2 separate regions of the Homo sapiens genome follow, and region 2 is linked to region 1. The links are chromatin contacts, found by Hi-C or POLR2A ChIA-PET in ENCODE. All regions are on one chromosome and are shown on one strand. The core of a region is the stretch at or near the end of the contact, and the rest is flanking DNA. Distances in the headings are between cores, read along the strand shown.

Region 1 (4,367 bases), core at 1,190-3,689:
CATTCCTTTACTTTTTAATAAACTGGCTTTCACTTTATTCGGTCCACTTGCTCCTGTTTTTTTTTTTTTTTTTGAGACAGAGTCTTGCTCTGTTGTCCAGGCTAGAGTGCAGTGGCATGATCTCCGCTCACTGCAACCTCCACCTCCCTGGTTCAAGCAATTCCCCTACCTCAGCCTCCCGAGTAGCTGGGATTACAGGTGCATGCCACCACACCCAGTTAATTTTTTTGTATTTTTAGTAGAGATGGGGTTTCACCATGTTGGCCAGACTGTTCTCGAACTCCTGACCTGAGGCAATCCACCTGCCTCAGCCTCCCAAAGTGTTGGGATTACAGGCATTAGCCACCATGGCCTCCTTAATTCTTTTCTGCCAAAAGTCAAGAACCCTTATGGCCTCCTGGGCTGATCCCCAGTTTGGGGAGTTGCCCTGTGACAGTTAGAGAACCCAGATGTCTTTATATTGTAAAATTACTTTAGGTCTTTGTGCCGACAGTTTGAAGACAGCTGTCAAAGGGGACTTCTAGCTCTGGGCTCCAGTACATTAAATAAGAAATATCCTGATGTACCCCCAGATCAACCTGCATTAGAATCACTGTAGGTATTTTTACAAATATAGGTTCTGAGGCCCCACCGCATACCCACTTAATTAGAATGGGGAGAAGGGGAGTCTGTGGTTTTACCAAGCTTTGTGAATGATTTTTAAGCATTCTGCTGCATTGCTTTCTAAACCCAGGCCTGTTTCCCACACTACTGTAATCAAGAGGGAACACTGAAGTTTCCTCAGTTCCTTCCTGTTTTTTCCTGTTTCCTTCTGCAGTGACCAACACTATCAGAAATGGCATTTTGGCAGGGACAGGGAGTACAGGAATGGAAACAGGAAAGGCATAAACAAGACTCCTCCTCTGCCCCAGGACTCTCTCCTGTGGGTCACATTACCAGTGAAGGCTTGTGAACTCTGATTTAGCTAAGTTAATTTTGTGCAAAAAAATAAATTTTGGCCCGGTGCGGTGGCTCACACCTGTAATCCCAGCACTTTGGGAGGCCGAGGCAGGTGGATCATGAGGTTAGTTCAAGACCAGCCTGTCCAAGATGGTGAAACCCTGTCTCTACTAAAAATACACGCAAAAAATTAGCCAGCGTGGTGGTGGGCGCCTGTAACCCCAGCTACTCGGGAGGCTGAGGCAGGAAAATTGCTTGAACCCAGGAGCTGGAGGTTGCAGTAAGCCGAGATCACGCCACTGCACTCCAGCCTGGGCCACAGAGAGGGACTCCATCTCAAAAAAAAAAAAAAAAAAAGAATTCTGGGGAGTTGTAGTGCTTGTTAAAAACAGATTCCGGGCCGGGCGCAGTGGCTCACGCCTGTAATCCCACCACTTTGGGAGGCCGAGGTGGGTGGATCACAAGGTCAGGAGTTCAAGGCCAGCCTGACCAAGATGGTGAAACCCCATGTCTACTAAAAATACAAAAATTAGCTGGGTGTGGTGGCGGGTGCCAGTAATCCCAGCTATTCGGGAGGCTGAGGCAGATAATTGCTTGAACCCTGGAGGCGGAGGTTGCCAGTAAGCCAAGATTGCACCATTGCACTCCAGCCTGGGCAATAGAGGGAGACTTCATCTCAAAAAAAAAAAACACAGATTACAAGGTCCTTTAGTAGAGATGATGATACCTTAATCTAGATGATTCAAATGTAGGTAGCTCTCAGAACACACTTTGGAGAACAATGACTTAAATCCAGTGAAGAAAATCTCCAAGAAGCTGTGACAATATGTGGTCTCTTGAAATCTAGAGATTGGTGCTACATGTGATGGCTCACCCCTGTAATCCTAGCATTATGGGAGGCCAAGGCGGGTGGATCACTTGAGATCAGGAGTTGAGACCAGCCTGGCCAATATGGTGAAACCCCATCTCTACCAAAAATACAAAAATTAGCCAGGTGTGATGGCGCGTGCCTGTAATCCCAGCTACTTGGGAGGCTGAGGCAGGAGAATCGCTTGAACCCAGGAGTGGGAGGTTGCAGTGAGCTGAGATCGTGCCACTGCCCCTCAGCCTGCACTGAGCTAGACTCCATCACAGAAAGAAATCTAGAGATTAGCTACTGAATATTGACAGCTTTATCTTCCCAACTAGCAAAACGATCCCTGCTAGAAGGAACAGATTCATTTTGGAAAAAGTATTCAGTAATCTCTGAAGCACAGAAACATTTTTTTCATTCTTGCTATGCAAACAGATTGTTGGCCTTCTTCAGTGAGGCAGGCCAGGACAAAATCTCAGCAGGCCCTTTCGACAGCATTTCTCCACAAATCAAATTAGGTCAAAGAGAAAATTCAGAGCAGTCTGAGGAAGGGAAAAAAAAAGCCCTGAAATGTGTTATAAAACTGGTGGGCAGGGGACAGGGGAACATCCCACCTACTTTGTTTGCTCTGGTAAAGGCTGGTGGCTTGTCACATGAACCCCAGGCCTTCCTGTTCTCGGCAGCTGCCTTCTGAGTCACTGTGGGCTGCAGGGGAGGGCCCCCTAACATCAGGGAACATAACAACCATATGACTCTTAGGTGAGGCCACTGCGCCAGGCCAATTCAAAAATTAAAGAGCGACTACATTGCCGATTTTCATTTATTTTAAGAACTTCTTTACTCCGTTTTTGTCTACAACTGCAAATTAGCAGAAGACAAAAAACAAACTAGTAAGTGGAATTCACATCTGGTAAGTGAGAACTGGTGCCAGTCCTATTAGTCACCAAGATCACTTAAGGGTGGAGTGCACTAGCAGGATAAAACATTAAACCAAAAGCAATACTTCCTTGTAACAGCTGGAGTTTCCTAAGAAATTTTTAAAATAAAAACCTAGAATGCCTAGCAGGCAAAATACCATAGTTAGAAAAGTCAACCTTTACTTTTCTCTTTTGATTGTAGTCAACTGTTGCATAATTTTTTTTTTTTTAGGCAGAGTCTTGTTCTGTCGTCCCAGCTGGAGTGCAGTTCACTGCAACCTTCGCCTCCTGGGTTCAAGTGATTCTCCTGCCTCAGCCTCCCCAGTAGCTGGGACTACAGGAGTATGCCACCAGGCCCAGCTAATTTTTTTTTTTTTTGTATTTTTAGTAGAGACAGGGTTTCTCCATGTTGGCTAGGCTGGTCTCGAACTCATGAACTTGGATCATCCACCTGCCTTGGCCTCCCAAAGTGCTGTGATTACAGGCGTGAGCCACCGCGCCTGGCCTGTTGCAGAATGTTGCTGGGTATATTATATTATACTATGTGAATTAAGAATTCTCTATTAAACAGTTTTAAGTTGTAAGAAAGCCACCCTAAGTTTAAAACTTTCAGTCTTTTAAAACTGATGCATTAAAGAACTACTCCAAATAAGAGAAACAACACTGAGGTGTGATTCATTTGAACTTGAGTCCCGGTTCCTTAACCCAATGCCTGGATGCTAGAGATGTTCAATAAAGACTTAATGACTGCATAACCAACTTATTAGCTGTAGAATAGTTATAATAATTAACTTCCTTGAGCCTTTGTTTTCTCTTCTGTGATCAGGGAAGAAACCTCTTCTGTCTACCTCAGAGAATTTTTGTAAGGATCAAATAAAATAATGTGTGTTTAAGTTTTGATTTCTTTCTTTTTTCTTTTTTTTTGAGATGGAGTTTTGCTCTTGTAATCCAGGCTGGAGTGCAGTGTGGTATGATCTCTGCTCACTGCAACCTCTGCCTCTGGGGTTCAAGCGATTCTCCTGCCTCAGTCTCCCGAGTAGCTGGGGTTACAAGTGTCCACTAACACGCCCGGCTAATTTTTGTATTTTTAGTAGAGATAGGGTTTCACCATATTGGCCATGCTGGTCTTGAACTCCTGACCTCAGGTGATACGCCTGCCTCGGCCTCCCAAAGTGCTGGGATTACATATACAACCTTTTTTTAAAAAAAAATTATTTTTATTTTTATTTTTATTTTTTGAGACAGAGTCTCGCTATGTCACCCAGGCTGGAGTACAGTGGGGCAGTCTTGGCTCACTGCAACCTCCGCCTCCCTGGTTCAAGCGATTCTTGTGCCTCAGCCTCCCAAGTAGCTGGGATTACAGATGTGAACCACCACACCAACTAATTTTTGTCTTTTTAGTAGAGACGGGGTTTTGCTATGTTGGCCAGGCTGGTCTTGAACTCCTGGCCTCATGTGATCCACCCGCCTCAGCCTCCCAAAGTGCTGGGATTACAGGTGTGAGCCACTGCATCTGGCCAATACAACCTCTTTTTTGATTAGAGCTTTGAAATTGGGGTAGGTTTACTGAAAATAGAACTGTACCAGAGAATTGCATCTGAAATATGCAAAGCTCACCTGGATATCTCAATAGCATGGCAATAACCACCCTATAACCT
Region 2 (4,367 bases), core at 1,175-3,674, 220 kb after region 1:
GTTTTGCCAAGTTCACCAGGCTGGTCCCGAACTCCAGACCTCAGAAGAGCTGCCTGCTTTGGCCTCCCAAAGTGCTGGGATTACAGGCATGAGCCACTGCATCCGGCCAGGAACATCTTTTTAACAGCAACTTTCAATCTTTTTAGTCTGAGGACCCCTTTACACTCTTAAAAAATATTGAGAACACCAGAGAACTTGTGGTTTATATGGTAACATCAATAGTTACCGCATTAGAAATTTAAACAGACTTTTAATACCAAAGAATCACAAGCACATATTCCATTAGCTGTCGGAGAGATAATGACATCACACATCATGTATCCTCTGGGAAGTTCCAATGTACACTGGTAAGAGAATGAAAATGAAAAGAAAGGGAGGAACCACACTTTGAGAATCTCTGGCATATAAAATAATGGTTTTTTAAAAATACCATTATATTTTGATGAATATGGATATATTTCCAAGTAAACTGTTGTTGGAAGAAGTAAAATATTGACTACAGGGAAAATTCTATTGCTGAACAGTTGGTGTAGCATTTTGAGACACAGAAATTAACTGATGTATCTTTCTTCTGTGGCTGTGGGAAACATCCACCCCAACCGCCCTTCGTTTTTGAGATGGAATCTCGCTCTGTCACCCAGGCTGGAGTGCAGTGGCGCGATCTCGGCTCACTGCAAGCTCCGCTTCCCGGGTTCACGCAATTCTCCTGCCTCAGCCTCCTGCGTAGCTGGGACTACAGGCGCCCGCCACGACGCCCGGGTAATTTTTTGTATTCTTTTTTTAAGTAGAGACGGGGTTTCACCATGTTAGCCAGGATGGTCTCCATCTCCTGACCTCGTGATCCGCCTGCCTCGGCCTCCCAAAGTGCTGGGATTACAGGCATGAGCCACCGCGCCCGGCCCTCAACCGCCTTTCTTAGGTGGCCAGCTCACTCCGGGTATCCTGTAGGTCTGGGTAAATCAACCCTAGGGGAAGGTAAGAGTGTATCTTCTACTTGGGTTCTGGAGGGCAGTGGAATTGCCCGTAAAGCAGGAGGAAGGGATAGAGGTTGGGACAAAGATGAAAGGAGGAGTGTGGTTTGGCCCCTGGGGGACAAACCTGGATTTTCTAGAGACTAGGAGAGGCGGCGGGGCTTGCAGTTTTTGTCAGTGATGGAGATCTCTGGGGACTTGCACATGGCTGTGTGGGTACTGGTGGGCAGACAAACACTTGGTGCAGAGGACACTGAAGCACCACCCAGGGTCCTGCTGGGCAGTCAGGCCCAGAGAGAGGGCAGACCCTGGGGAGTTGCTGGCCTTTAGGATACCCTGCGGGTCCGAGCAAGACGTCCTAATGACAGTCACCAATGGGCTGCTGCCCAGGGCCTCTTCTGCCGCTGTCCTGACCTAGAATCCTACAACCTTTCAAGGAAGGAGAACGGGAGCCACCACATACACACAGAGGGTGGCTTTCCTCTAGGGATCCTGGGAACCAGATTGGCTTTCATTTACAAACCGCAGAACAGTTACAGAAGCAAAAGAAGGTAGTTATGACTGGATCTGAGGACATCTTGCCTGAATTGAATTTCCAGCTCTGTCACTTGCTAATAGAAGCCCCTCACAGGGTCTCTGCTGGGCACACTAAATGAGTGATACATGGAAACTCTTCAGACAGCACCTGGCATGTGTATGTTATCTATCACCTCTTGAACCTCGATATCTTGGAGATGTCATAACTGCCACACTACATCCTCTGCAGTTTGGGATGGCTGACGTTTGACCCTTTGCCTAAGTCCCCATATCGAAGGCTAGATTAAGCCTTAACGCTGGAGCCAAGGGGAGGGAGGGCAGGAACGTACTCTAAATAGAAGTGCTCCCCCGGGGACTGGGCGGCCCAACCTGCTCCAGCAGCCGGGAAGGTCTTCCTGCCACAGTGACCGCAGCGAGTGGCGTCCGGCCTCGGAGGGACTGAGGGCACTTCTCTGGTGTAAGCACTGGCGTCCAACGCCGGACGCAGCAAAATCGCTGCAAACTCTGGGTCCAGAGAGGTCCAGGTCCTCCCGGGTTTCTTTTTATTTTAAATTTTTTTCCAGGGAGAGTTCTGGCGCTCCTTCAATCGGGGGAGGCTGCGAGTCTGAGCCAGGAGATGGGCGTGGGCAGGCGTGGGTAGCACCATCGAGGCCCTGGCCACCTGCCGGGTGCTGGGTAGTCTGGAAGAGTCTGGAGCCCGGTCTCCGCCTCCAGGCGCCCCACCCTGGACCCCTCCTCCACGCGGGTCCCGCCCCACGGTGGGCGTGGCTTCCAGGGGGAGGGGCCGGGGAGGGTCTGCGAACGAGTAACCTCCCGCAGGCGAGGCGAGGCGGGGCGGAGCGCGGGAGGCCAGTTGGGAGGCGCACATCCGGCGGTTACCCGGTGCTTCATAAAGCCGCTTTCGCCGCTGGCTGTCGCCGCGTTTTGCCTCCGCAGCAGCTCTGGGCTCTTCTCAGCTGCGCGAGCAGCTGCTCCAATGCCCCGGAGTGGCCATGGGCGCCCCGCACTGGTGGGACCAGCTGCAGGCTGGTAGCTCGGAGGTGGACTGGTGCGAGGACAACTACACCATCGTGCCTGCTATCGCCGAGTTCTACAACACGGTGCGGGGCGCGGGAGCGGGGAAGGCAGGCGGGCCAGCGGGAGGGGGCTGTTCCCGCGCCGCAGCGTCTGGAAGCTGGACGTGGGTCTCTGCGCGCATCTGGGGGCATTCTCTCCAGGGGCTGAGTCAGTCCACACCCCCTCCTCGGCGCGCTCCTTTCAGTTCTCCATCTGTCCTCCTCTCCTGTCCCCATTCCCGACAGCTGGGCTCATCTTCCTCCTGCTGTCATTTGTTTTGTGATGGTCCTATTGTCTTGTTTGGCCCCCACGCGTCCAGGAACCAGGGGTCTGTGTCAGCCCATTCTCCTTGTTTGGGTCAGCTGGGGGCGGTGAACCTGCCGGGACAAGTCTCTTCCTCCCCTGGGATCTCTGTGGCGTGACGCACTTGGGTCGCATTGTGCTTTTTTGCCCTGAATACCTGCTCTCGGAGTGCTGGGAAGAGCACGCCCCCCGCAGGTCCCCGCGGCTGGGGTCACTCCCACCAGGCAGACTTGCCCCACCCCCAAGAACATGCCTATAATGGTCGAGTTATTTTTGGTCAGAATCAAGTTAATTACTACTTGTTTTTTTTTCTTGCCTTTAGTGTCCTGTCTTGTGCAAGCCGCTAATTCAACTCCCCCAGGACTGTGCTTTCTCCAGTTCTGAAGTCTGAGGGATGAAAGGAAAGTTTGGGAGTGATAATGTGCGGGTTTTGGATTTGCCTAGGTCCCTAGATAAGGGTGAGCAGAAACTTCCCCATTGCAGAATCCTGTGTGATTTTAGTTCTTGTGGTAGGGAAGGGTTGCAGCTGGGAGAGGAAATGCCTCTTATTTTGTGTATGTCCATGGCTCAGAATCCTGGTACAGAATGTGAGACTTTGCGTGGTCATTTCTGTGGCTTATCTTTTCACCGCCCAAACAAGGGAAACAGGAACTCCTGGTTTGGGTCATTGTGAATTTGAGGTTGTTGTTTAGGACTTTTCCTTTTGGATTTGCTAGAGAGAATGTCTTCAGCAGGAGTCAGGTGCTTACTGCCTGCAGGAATCTCAGATGATCTAGTCCCTGTCCTTTTATTCATCTGATGAGAAAACTGGGCTCTTGAGGAGGGAGCTGTCATGCTCACATTTCTGGCATGGCTGGGGCCACAATCCAGAAGTCTGGGCCCTTCCTTCCCTCAGTGCTGAAATCCATGGCTGGCTTCCACACAAACACTCCTGCTCCTTTTTTTATGATTAGGTTGGTTCCTTAAGAAAACCTAAGGCTGGGCGTTGTGGCTCACACCTGTATTCCTAGCACTTTGGGAGGCCAAGGCAGGTGGATCGCTTGAATCCAGGAGTTCGAGACCAACCTGGGCAACATGGCGAAACCTCATCTCTACAAAAAAATACAAAAATTAGCTGGACATGTGGCACACACTTGTCGTCCCAGCTACTTGGGAAGCTGAGGTGGGAGGATCACCTGAGCCTGGGAGTTGAAGGCTGCAATGAACTGAGATCGCGCCACTCCACTCCAGCCTGGGCAACAGGGTCTCAAAGAAAACCTGGCCCTCTGCTGACCACAGATACTGTGAAAGACAGTGGAAGTGGCCATGACTTATGTATTGCATAACCTCCCAGAGCATGCTGTCAGGGGTAAATAGTTGCACACAGAGGATGGGCTGGAGTAGTTCTGGGTACTTTCAATAAGGAGAAACACCAGTGGTAACACAAGCTGTCCTTTTGTAAATAAAGAATATAGTGAAAGAGTAAGGATTTCACCAGAGTTCAAGAAGAAAAGACAGCTT

What was found. Hi-C counts contacts between places; a loop is a spot of excess contacts on that map. ChIA-PET counts read pairs that join two places held with the same protein, here RNA polymerase II (POLR2A). Pooled maps may share reads with other maps.
Region 2: a loop to region 1 is called in a map of CD8-positive, alpha-beta T cell, with 21 times the contacts of the local background. The contact joins the promoter of ACER2 here to the enhancer-like site in region 1. A Hi-C loop is called at or near these places in 4 of 168 maps with a recorded cell type or tissue (CD4-positive, alpha-beta memory T cell, CD8-positive, alpha-beta T cell, PC-9 and 1 more), 1 of 37 single-sample maps with no recorded cell type and 16 of 50 pooled maps. POLR2A ChIA-PET finds 5 or more read pairs at or near these places in 1 of 52 experiments (MCF 10A).

What each region holds. Positions count from the first base shown.
Region 1 is chr9:19,181,957-19,186,323 of GRCh38, forward strand. No RefSeq gene overlaps it. Among named protein-coding and RNA genes, the nearest start is that of DENND4C, 47 kb to the right of the region's middle. RefSeq lists an enhancer at 2,520-2,569. Within about 2 kb of position 2,440, at least 37 of the 41 ENCODE cell types and tissues checked have a DNase peak (open chromatin) inside an H3K27ac peak, as active enhancers do; they include CD8-positive, alpha-beta T cell, PC-9 and ascending aorta, where a contact is called at or near this core.
Region 2 is chr9:19,406,585-19,410,951 of GRCh38, forward strand. It overlaps ACER2 (alkaline ceramidase 2), which reads left to right and starts at 2,425. Exons shown (of 6, transcript NM_001010887.3): 1 at 2,425-2,608. The coding sequence starts at 2,501. RefSeq lists enhancers at 1,395-2,252, 2,253-3,108, 2,521-2,670 and a silencer at 2,131-2,420.